Linked DNA regions of Homo sapiens: region 1 is linked to region 2. Evidence: chromatin loops called from intact Hi-C (ENCODE). Cell type or tissue: lower leg skin. All regions are shown on one strand. Links, peaks and the distances in the headings refer to the core of each region. The heading gives the core; the rest is flanking DNA. Region 1 overlaps A2ML1 (alpha-2-macroglobulin like 1). Region 2 overlaps A2ML1-AS1 (A2ML1 antisense RNA 1).

The links. Hi-C counts contacts between places; a loop is a spot of excess contacts. Peaks named below come from ENCODE experiments on the same cell type or tissue, not always from the same donor. Only the 100,000 strongest peaks of a DNase experiment are listed, where the experiment ranks them.
Region 1: a loop joins it to region 2, with 2.3 times the contacts of the local background. A loop is called at or near these places in 7 of 110 quality-filtered maps.

The regions. Positions count from the first base shown.
Region 1 is chr12:8,857,520-8,862,893 of GRCh38, reverse strand. It overlaps A2ML1 (alpha-2-macroglobulin like 1), which reads right to left. Exons shown (of 36, transcript NM_144670.6): 25 at 5,306-5,374; 26 at 4,792-4,948; 27 at 1,939-2,013; 28 at 1,597-1,759. Among named protein-coding and RNA genes, the nearest start is that of A2ML1-AS1, 29 kb to the right of the region's middle. In lower leg skin, for the core only: no CTCF peak of the experiment used is centred there; DNase peaks (open chromatin) are centred at 2,273 and 2,693.
Region 2 is chr12:8,782,841-8,788,214 of GRCh38, reverse strand. All of the region lies in intron 1 of A2ML1-AS1 (A2ML1 antisense RNA 1), which reads left to right. It also overlaps a transcript of RIMKLB not described here. Among named protein-coding and RNA genes, the nearest start is that of LINC02972, 2.7 kb to the left of the region's middle. RefSeq lists enhancers at 1-70, 71-610. In lower leg skin, for the core only: no CTCF peak of the experiment used is centred there; no DNase peak of the experiment used is centred there.

The sequences.
Region 1 (5,374 bases), core at 293-5,292, 75 kb before region 2:
AAGACTAATTAAACAGAATTTTAGAGATAATAAGTAACCACAGAAGGGCAATCTAATTGGAAGAACGTAACAGGAAACGTGAGCTTGCAATACAAGATAATGGAAAAGAGATCATCACAATAAACCAATACACGGTGGAACAGGTGTATTTAACCCATTGTCTCGGACACACATTTCATGACTGGAGTTGCTTAGACACAAGAGAAAAAACTACCTGACCCCCTGTGAGAGGACAGCTCAGCCATGACGCTCATATAAATGAAGGCTGAGACTGCACTTCTGCCTGGAAGAATAATTTTAAATACACAGCCAGATAAATGAAATGCATTAAAATTTTATTTACAAGATCTGTCATACTTCAAATAGTATTCTAAATATATTTAAAGTGGTCCAGGCCAGGTGCAATGGCTCACGCTTGTAATTCAGCACTTTGGAAGACCAAGAGGGGCGGATCACTTGAGGTCAGGATTCTGAGACCAGCCTGGCCAACATGGTGAAACCCCCTCTCTACTAAAAATACAAAGATTAGCCAGTGTGGTGGCGGGCACCTGTAATCCCAGCTACTCGGGAGGCTGAGGCAGGAGAATCACTTGAACCCAGGAGGCAAAGGTTGCAGTGAGCCAAGATTGCACCACTGCACTCCAGCCTGGGTGACAGAGCAAGACACCGTCTCAAAAAAATAAAAAGTAAAATAAAAAATTTAAAAAATATTTAAAGTGGTCCTACATCAAAGCACTTTCAAAGATCTCCAAAAGGGTGATTCCACAATGCCAATATATTTTCCGACTAGCTTCTTCAATGTAGTTTCTCTTCACATTAAAAGTATAAAAATGTGGCCAGGCATGGTGGCTCACGCCTGTAATCCCAGCACTTTGGGAGGCCGAGGCAGGTGGATCACCTGAGGTCAAGAATTCGAGACCACCCTGGTCAACAGGGCGAAACCCCTTCTCTACTAAAAATACAAAAATTAGCTGTGCATGATGGCACACACCTGTAATCCCATCTACTCGGGAGGCTGAGGCAGGAGAGTTGCTTGATCCTGGGAGGCAGAGGTTGCAGTGAGCTGAGATCACGCCATTGCACTCCAGCTTGGGCAAGAAGAGAGAAACTCGGGCGTGGTGGCTCATGCCTGTAATACCAGCACTTTGGGAGGCCGAGGCGGGTGGATCATGAGGTCAGGAGATCGAGACCATCCTGGCTAACACGGTGAAACCCCGTCTCTACTAAAAATACAAAAAATTCGCCGGGCGTGGTGGTGGGCGCCTGTAGTCCCAGCTACTGGGGAGGCTGAGGCAGGAGAATGGCGTGAACCCGGGAGGCGGAACTTGGAGTGAGCCGAGATCACGCCACTGCACTCCAGCCTGGGCAACAGAGCAAGACTCCGTCTCAAAAAGAAAAGAAAAAAAAGTATAAAAATGCCCTTTGAGCACTTGCGTGTGTTTCTCACAAACCTCCCAACAATAATTTGATGACTTAATAACTGTTACTAAAATGAATCCTAGAGTACATGTGTGGGACAGAGGTTACTAGGGAGATTATAGATAACTCACAGCTTATGTTCACAATTTCAAAGAACTCTCAACAGGACCAACATACCTGAGATGATAGCCTGTTGATCTAACTGTTTAAGGAGAATGTTTCTGATGTCCATTTCCCCAGCCAGGGAGAAAATGTAAGCCAACAGGGCCTGTGTGTAGAGGTTGGTCGTGGAGGTGGCCGAATTCTTGAGACACCGTAGACCCTGACTCACCATTGGGTCCTAAAAAGTGAAGATGAAGACTATAACTTATAAGGCATTCCTTTAAAAATGGCAAGTAATCAGGAAATCATCTTATCCTTCTTGACCTTAAAAGGGTGACTAGAGACAAAGATGGGTGAATGTCTCTAGGAATACGCATGAGAAGGAGGGTATCAAGAGCAGGAGCCAGGAGAACTTACATCTACATCCTTTCCCATCTCCAGCAATGCAGCTGTGACATACGCAGTCAAGGAGACCTCATCATCAACACCACCCTAGAGGCAAACAGGGAGGCAGTGAGTCAGGGCAGCAGGCAGCAGCTGCAAGAATTATGTGCAGATTGCAAAACAGCCTCCCCTCTGAATAGATGAATAATTTTTAAAAAGAAAAAAGAAAAGAAAGCTCTTTTTTCCACAGGCTTTCTGCAGCTCCAAGCCTCCAGGACACACAAAGAGGGAACAGTTTGGACTTCATAACTGCACAGCCTTAAACAGCCTGCAGGAGGCAGCATGTGGACTTCAGCTGAGTGGGTATTTAAGAAACCCAAGAGAAGGAGTTAGGAAGGGTAAGAGCTTTAAAGAAGGGAGGAATAAGGAGAGAATCTGCCGCATCACCGCATCTGAGCCTCCTCACATGCAGCTCCCCTCAAGCAGCACAATACCCAGCCCTTCTCCAGCAGAGATTAGGTGAGACCTTCCCTGCTTATCGCCTTTCCCAGAAAGAGCTAAGCAAATTTTTAAAAATATCTACTCAAATTATTATCCTCATTCTATAAATAAGAAAACAAACACTTAACAAGATTAAATAGCTTGTGGTCACGCACAGTGGTTTATGCCTATTATCCCAGCTTGAGGCCAAGTCGGTGGGGAGGATCGCTTGAGCTCAGGAGTTTGAGGCCAGCCTGGGCAACACGGTAAAACCCCAACTCTACAAAACCTGCAAAAATTAGCCAGGTGTAGTGGCACGTGGATCCGTGGTCCCAGCTATTCAGGAAGCTAAAGTAGGAGGATCATCTGAGCCCGGGGAGGTCAAGGCTGCAGTGAGCCATGATCGTGCCACTGCACTTCAGCCTGGGTGACAGAGTGAGACCCTGTCTCAAAAAAATGAATAAGTAAATAAATAAAAAGATTAAATAGCTTGCTCACGGTTACATGGCTCATCTGCAGCAGGACTGGAATTTGAACCCAGGACATTTAACTCTGGAGCTCATGTGCCACACCACTAACCTTGGCTACACAGAGGATGGATTTCTCAATGGACTGGCCTGCTCTCAAAAGAAAGTAGGAAGAGGCTGGGCACGCATAGGTCACGCTTGTAATCCCAGCACTTTGGGAGGTCAAGGCGGGTGGATCACTTGAGGCCAGGAGTTCAAGACCAGCCTGGCCAAACATGGTGAAACCCCATCTCTACTAAAAATACAAAAAGTAGCCAGGCATGGTGGCACATGCCTGTAGTCCCAGCTGCTCAGGAGGCTGAGATCACTTGAACCCAGGAGGTAGAGGTTGCAGTGAGCTGGGATTGCGCAACTACACTCCAGCCTGTACAACAGAGTAAGACTCTTGTCTCAAGAAAAAAAGAAAAGAAAAAAAAGGGAAAGAAGGAAGAATACCTCTGAGATCTTGCTCTAGTCAAGTCCTTTATCTTAGTAGAGACAGGGTTTCAGACTGGTCTCTAATTCCTGACCTCATGATCCACTCGCCTCAGCCTCCCAGAATGCTGGGATTACAAGCATGAGCCACTGCGCCTGGCCCCCACGCATATTTCATACAGTGTATAAGAGAAGAAGAAGACAAAAACTTAGGGGAGACTAATAAGATCCTGCAGAGGAAGACTAATGAATCCTATAAATAGATTTTTTTTTTAACACTCAAGATTTTTAATCCTTGCCCTGGAATAGCAATGTAAGTGATCTCTCTAGAAAAGTTTATACAAGTCTTTCTTGCACTGAGTGTGTCCTGAATTGAACAAGTTATCCTGCAGGATCTACGCCTCGCCCTCTGCTTGGGACAGGTACAGACAAGGTAGTGAACAGAAGAAAGCAGTGCCTCTGGAGTGCAACTGCCTGGTTCAAATCTCAGTCCTGCCACTTATTAGCATGCACCTTGGGCAATTTACTTAGTCTCCATGGCTTAGTTTCTTCATCTGTAAAATGGGATTAATAATGGCATACCAATACCTAGCTCATTGATTTGTTGTAAACATGAAATAATATCAAATAAACCACGTGCCTAGAATAGTGCCCAATAGAGTAAACTTCTTACAAAAGACGTTGGGCTGCCTACTAGTCCTCACCACAGGAAATGGCTTTCCCAGATGGATTTGGTGACACAGTAAGAGGCCCAGAGATCTTTTAGTCCAGTAGTATCAAATTTCAGTGTGTATCAGAATAATCAGGAGGGCTTGTCAAAACACAAATTTCTGGCCCACCCTCCCAGAGTTTCTCATTCAGTAGGTGTGGGCTGGGAGTCAGAATCTGCGTTTCCAACAAGTTCCCATGTGATGCCAATGCTCCTGATCTGGGAACTATGCTTTGAGAACCATGTTCCAGTCCACATTCTCTTTTTCTTTTTGAGGCAGGGTCTCACTCGGTCACCCAGGTTGGGGTGCAGTGGTGCAATCACGGCTCACTGCAGGCTTGACCTCCTGGGTTCAAGTGATCCTCCAACCTCAACCACCCAAGTAGCTGGGACTACAGGCATGCACTAACAAGCCTGATTAATTTTTCATATTTTTTTTGTAGAGATGGGGTTTCACCATGTTGCCCAGGGTGGTCTCAAACTCCTGGGCCCAAACGATCTGCCCGCCTCGGCCTCCCAAAGTGCTGGGATTACAGGCATGAGCCACTGCACCCAGGCTTCATCTGTATTCTCATTCTACAGACATGAAAACTGAGGCCCAGACCAGCTAAGCATTTTGATCACGGTCACCCAGAGCCACAGTGGAGATCAGGAGAAAACTGATTCCCAGGCCAGTGCTCTTTTGCTTCTACTCGGTCAGAGGTGTGGGGTCCTTCGAGACAGTGGTTGGCTGCAGGCTCCTGGACAGATCCGCACCTTCATAGCTGTGTGAAGGAGATTTCCCACGTTGGCATAGCAGCCACTGGGGAGCTGGTTTCCTGCCATCCACTTGAGAGCATCCTGGATGTTCTTGGGATCAATGAAGATGAATTTCTGAGCTTGGCCAAAGCATTTTGTGACAAACGCTGTCAGCCTACATGGGTAAAGAGGAAAATATGGCATGAAGAGGAATTTCCAGGTGAGGGTGCAATCATTTCTTCATTTATTTGGGTGTATACTTCCAGAAGGGGAGCTGAGGGAACATATGCCATAGCAGGCCTAGAAAAGAGAGGCATTAATGGGCACCAATGAGGACAAGAACAGGGGAGGCACAAGCTCAGGAAGATCGAGGGACTTGACCATCCATGAGGGTGAAATAAACAGTATTAAAGAGGTAGAAGACTGAGTGCAAGAAGGAAAGGGGTTAAGGGGAGAGGTAGTGGAATAGTTCCAGAGGGCTCAGGAATTATGCTCTGGAGTACAGAACTCATTGGGAATTGGGTGATATTACCATGTGTTTCCATTTCCATCTCGCTCCCCAAAGGCACTGTATGAGCCATTGCTGTGTTTGTACATCAGC
Region 2 (5,374 bases), core at 318-5,317:
GGCCCCACCCACGTCCTGCTGATTGGTAGAGCCCAGTGGTCTGTTTTGACAGGGCGCTGATTGGTGCGTTTACAATCCCTGAGCTGGATACAAAGGTTCTCCACGTCCCCATCAGATTAGATACAGAGTATCCACACAAAGGTTCTCCAAGGCCCCACCAGAGCAGATAGATACAGAGTGTCCATTGGTGCACTCACAAACCCTGAGCTAGACACAGGGTGCTGATTGGTGTGTTTACAAACCTTGAGCTAGATACAGAGTGCCGATTGGTGTATTTACAATCCCTGAGCTAGACATAAAGGTTCTTCACGGCCCCACCAGAGCAGCTAGATACAGAGTGTCAATTGGTGCACTCACAAACCCTGAGCTAGACACAGGGTGCTGACTGGTGTGTTTACAAACCTTGAGCTAGATACAGAGTGCCGATTGGTGTATTTATGTCTAGCTCAGGGATTGTAAAGGTTCTCCAAAGCCCCACCAGATTCAGGAGCCCAGCTGGCTTCACCCGGTGAATCCCGCACCGGGGCTGCAGGTGGAGCTGCCTGCCAGTCCCCTGCGTGCGCCCGCACTCCTCAGCCCTTGGGTGGTCGATGGGACTGGGTGCCGTGGAGCAGGGGGTGGCCCTCGTCGAGGAGACTCGGGCTGCACAGGAGCCCATGGAGGGGGTGGGAGGCTCAGGCGTGGCGGGCTGCAGGTCCGGAGCCCTGCCCCACGGGAAGGCAGCTAAGGCCCAGCGAGAAATCGAGCACAGTGCCAGAGGGCTGGCACTGCTGGGGGACCTAGTACACCCTCCGCAGCTGCTGGCCCAGGTGCTAAGCCCCTCATTGCCCAGGGCCCGCAGGGCCGGCCGGCTGCTCCGAGTGCAGGGCCCGCCAAGCCCACGCCCGCCCGGAACTCCAGCTGGCCCACAAGCGCCGCGCGTAGCCCCGGTTCCCGCTCGCGCCTCTCCCTCCACACCTCCCTGCAAGCTGAGGGAGCCGGCTCTGGCCTTGGCCGGCCCAGAAAGGGGCTCCCACAGTGCAGCGGTGGGTTGAAGGGCTCCTCAAGTGCCACCAAATTGGGAGCCCAGGCAGAGGAGGCGCCAAGAGGGAGCGAGGGCTGTGAGGACCACCAACATGCTGTCACCTCTCACTAACAGTCAAGACAATGAAAAAAGGCCTTGAATACATTTCAGAGACCTATGCAGCAGCCCCTTCTATTGCAGGCCCTGAGACCTAGGAGGGGAGAATGATTTCATGGGCCAGGCCCAGAGCTCCACTGCCCTGCACAGCCTTGGGACACTGCTCCCTACCTCTCGGAAGCTCCAGCTCCAGCCAGGGTTCAAAGGGGCCGAAGTACAGCTTAAGCTACCACTTTGGATAATACAAGTTGTAAATGGCTTCCACATGGTGTTAAGCCTGCAAGTACAAAGAGTGCAAGAGTGGTGGGTTCTTGGCAGCCTCTGCCTAGATTTCAGAGGATGTATGGAAAAGCCTGGGTGTTCAGGCAGAAACCTGCTGCAGCAGTGGAGCCCACATAAAGAACCTCTACTAGGGTAGTGCGGAGGGGAAATGTGGGATTGGAGGCCCCACATGGAGTCCCTTCTGGGGCATTGCCTTGTGGAGCTGTGAGAAGAGGGCCACCATCCTCCAGACCCAAGAATGGTAGATGCACCTGCAGCTTGCACCCTGAGCCTGAAAAGGCCACAGGCACTCAACAACCTGTGAGAGCACCTGAGAGGGGTGAACCCTGCAAAGACACAGGGGCAGAACTGCCCAAGGCCTTGGGAGTCCATCCCTGCCAGCAGTGTGCCCTGGATATGGAATATGGAGTCTAAGATTTAATGACTGCCCTGCTAGGTTTTGAACTTGGATGGGCTCTGTAACCCTTCTTTTGGCCTATTTGTCCCACTTGGAACAAAAATGTTTAGCCAATACCCAAACCCCCATTGTATCTTCAAAGTAAATAACTTGTTTTGATTTTACAGGCTCATAGGTAGAAGGAACTCATTTCCACATAAGAATTTGGATTTGAAACTTGGAACTTTTGAATGAATGCTGGAATGAGTTAAGACTTTGCGGGGACTGTTGGGAAGGCGTAATTGTACTTCGTAATGTGAGGACGAGATTTGGGAGGGGCTGGGATGGAATGATATAGTTTGCATATTTGTCTCTGCCCAAATCTCATGTTGAACTGTAATCCCCAATGCTAAAGGTGGGGCCTCGTGGGAGGTGTTTGGGCCGTAGGCGCAGATCCTGCGTAGCTTGCTGCTGTCTTCATGACAGTGAGTTCTCTGGAGATCTGGTCATGTGTGTGGCATCTTCCCCCATTGGCTCCTGCTTTCACCATGTGATGTACCTGCTCTGTCTTTGGCTTCCGCCATGAAATGCAAGCTTCCTGAGGCCTCCCCTCAGGAAGGAAGATGCTGCTATGCTTCCTGTAGGAACATGAGCCAATTCTTTTCTTGTAAATTAACCAGTCTCAGGTATTTCTTTATAGCAATGCAAGAATGGCCTAATACGTGGGCCATCTGGGCATTCCATAGAACATTACATCAATGACATCATGCTAAATAAGCAAAATGAATGTAAGGTAGCTAGCACACCGGAAGCCTTGCTATGTGTCCCAGGTGAGAGAGAAACTCTACATAGATTTGGGGATCTGCAATTCCTTTTTTTTTTTTTTTATTTTAAGATGGAGTTTTGCTCTTGTCGCCCAGGCTGGAGTGCAATGGTACGATCTCGGCTCACTGCAACCTCCGCCTCCTGGGTTCAAGCAATTCTCCTGCCTCAGCCTCCCAAGTAGCTGGGACTACAGGTGCGCGCCACCACGCCTGGCTAATTTTTGTATTTTTAGTAGAGACAGGGTTTCACCATCTTGGCCAGGCTGGTCTCAAACTCCTGACCTCATGATCCACCCGCCTCGGCCTCCCAAAGTGCTGGGATTACAGGCTTTGTAATCCCAGAGCCACCGGGTGAGCCAATGCTCCCGGCCAGGATCTGCCATTCCTTTAAGGGTTCTAGGAGACCAGGGGACATGGGCATGCTGGAATACTCTACAAAGTAAAAAGACACACTACATTTTGCATCACCTGCTACAAGGAAGCAAGCACTGTAACTCTGGGGTTCTCTAGATTCAGAAAGCAAGACATTCCACCTAGAAACACTACTCCAACCCATATAGTAAATGACATGAAAAAAATGTTAGGCTTGAGTAGGGCCTTGGAGCAAGAAAGGGCTGTTGAAAATTAAGATTCAGGCTATGATGCAAGCAGCCCTACAAACTGGACCACATGATCTGATAAACTTTATAGTATAAGAGGGTATCAGTGGCAGGAAAAGATGCAATGTGATGTGGAGTTTATATCAGAAGCTCATGGAACTGTGGAGGGGCTACCCAAAGGTGTAAAGTGGATCTGTGCAGTGTTAAGGAGTGGAATTGTGCCACTCAGTTCTCAAGAAAACTGGATGCAAGTAACAAATCTGACAGCCACCAGCTGCTAGTCCTCCTGATCTGTTACAGCACTCACATGAAAACCATGTGTTCTCCCCAGGCTGCTCTGGACTAGTAGTCAGGCCATCTCTGCCCAATCTGGGACTGCTCTTAATAGGTAATCTGCTCTGAGATTCCTCATCAGGCTGGGAGACTCTCAGAGCAGCTGAGGTTTGAGTTCTCTTCTCTCTCTTCTGTCACATGCACATTGCATTCTGAAGGCCTTCCCTGCCTACTGATCCCTCTCCCTTGTATCCCTCACAGGCATTTCCCTCAGTACAGCTCTAGTGTATCTGACTCCACCTTGGTGTCTGCCTTTTGGAGGATCCAAGGTGACACTACCATGCATGCTTTAACAATAAACTTGTTAAATGATGATAATCAAAGTGTTTTTTTTTGAGACAGGGTCTTACTCTGTTACCCAGGCTGCAGTGCAATGGCATGATCATGGCTCACTGCAGCCTCGATCTCCTGGGCTCAGGTGATCCTGCCACCTCAGCCTCCTGAGTAGCTGGGACAAGTGTGCACCACCACGCTGGGCTCATTTTTTTGTAGACACCGGATTTTACCATGTTGCCCAGGCTGGTCTTGAACTCCTGGGCTCAAGTGAGCCGCCCACCTCAACCTACCAGTGTTGGCATCACAGGCGTGAGGCACCATGCCCAGCTAAGGCTTTTCAAGCGATTCTCCTGCCTCAGCCTCCTGAGTAGCTGAGATTATGCGCCACCATGCCTGGCTGATTTTTATATATATAATTTTTAGTAGAGATAGATAGGGTTTCACCATGTTGGTCAGGCTGGTCTCGAACTCTTTGACCTCAAGCAATCTGCTCACCTGGGCCTCCCAAAGTGCTGGATTACAGGCGTAGGCCACCATGCCCAGCATCATGCTTTTTTTTTTTTTTTTTTTGGTGACGGAGTCTCACTCTGTCGCCCAGGCTGGAGTGCAGTGGTGTGTTCTTGGCTCACTGCAACCTCTGCCTCCCGGGCTCAAGGGATTCTGCCTCAGCTTCCCAAGTAGCTGGAATTACAGGTGCCCGCTACCATGCCCCACTAATTTTTTGTATTCTTAGTAGAGACAGGGTTTCCAGGCCAGGCTGGTCTTGAACTCCTGACCTCAAATGATCTGCCCGCCTCAGCCTCCCAAAGTGTTGGGATTGCAGGCATGAGCTACCGTGTCCGGCCATTAAATTTTAATAAGATAGTTGCCATTGCGTTGCAATTGTCTACAGTATTCACATGCTCTACAGGATAGTAGCTTACAAGCAGTAAGCTATACCACATAGCCCAGGTGTATAGTAGGCTGTACCATATAGGTGTAAGTACACTCTATGATGTTCAGGGTGAAATTTTTAAAAAGTTTGCATTTCTTCAGAGATTAAAAAGTACAGCAACAACTATTCAGCATGGACAGATAAAAGTGTGATTAAAAAGGACAGGGGAAAATCCATTGAATAGTGCTCACCTATGTGCCAAAAGAGGAGTAATCATTTTAGAAGGTATCATAGAAATCAGTCTGTTAAGAACCAAAGGACTCAAGAGCAAAAGGCGAAGAGTAGAAAAAAAGGGAATGACATGTGGAGCTAGAAATCAAGTCTAGATATCTGGACCAAAGTGAACTGATATAAAGAACAAGTCACACGGCATGCTATGTTATTTCCAGCGCATAGTGTCTTTATTTAGAAAACAGACGGAATCAAACAGGTTGGAGTTATTGCTTTCTTGTTCTGTATATTCATATTCTCCACTTGAAAAAGCACACAGTCAAATCTATCTTCATCCATTCTGTTGATGAGGGTAAGCAAAAAAGATCACTGGTTACTTCAAAAGAACCTAGGGGGGAAAAACACAACTTATTTAAATCATAGATTTTAAAAGTCTCTATAACCAGGATAAGAAAAAAT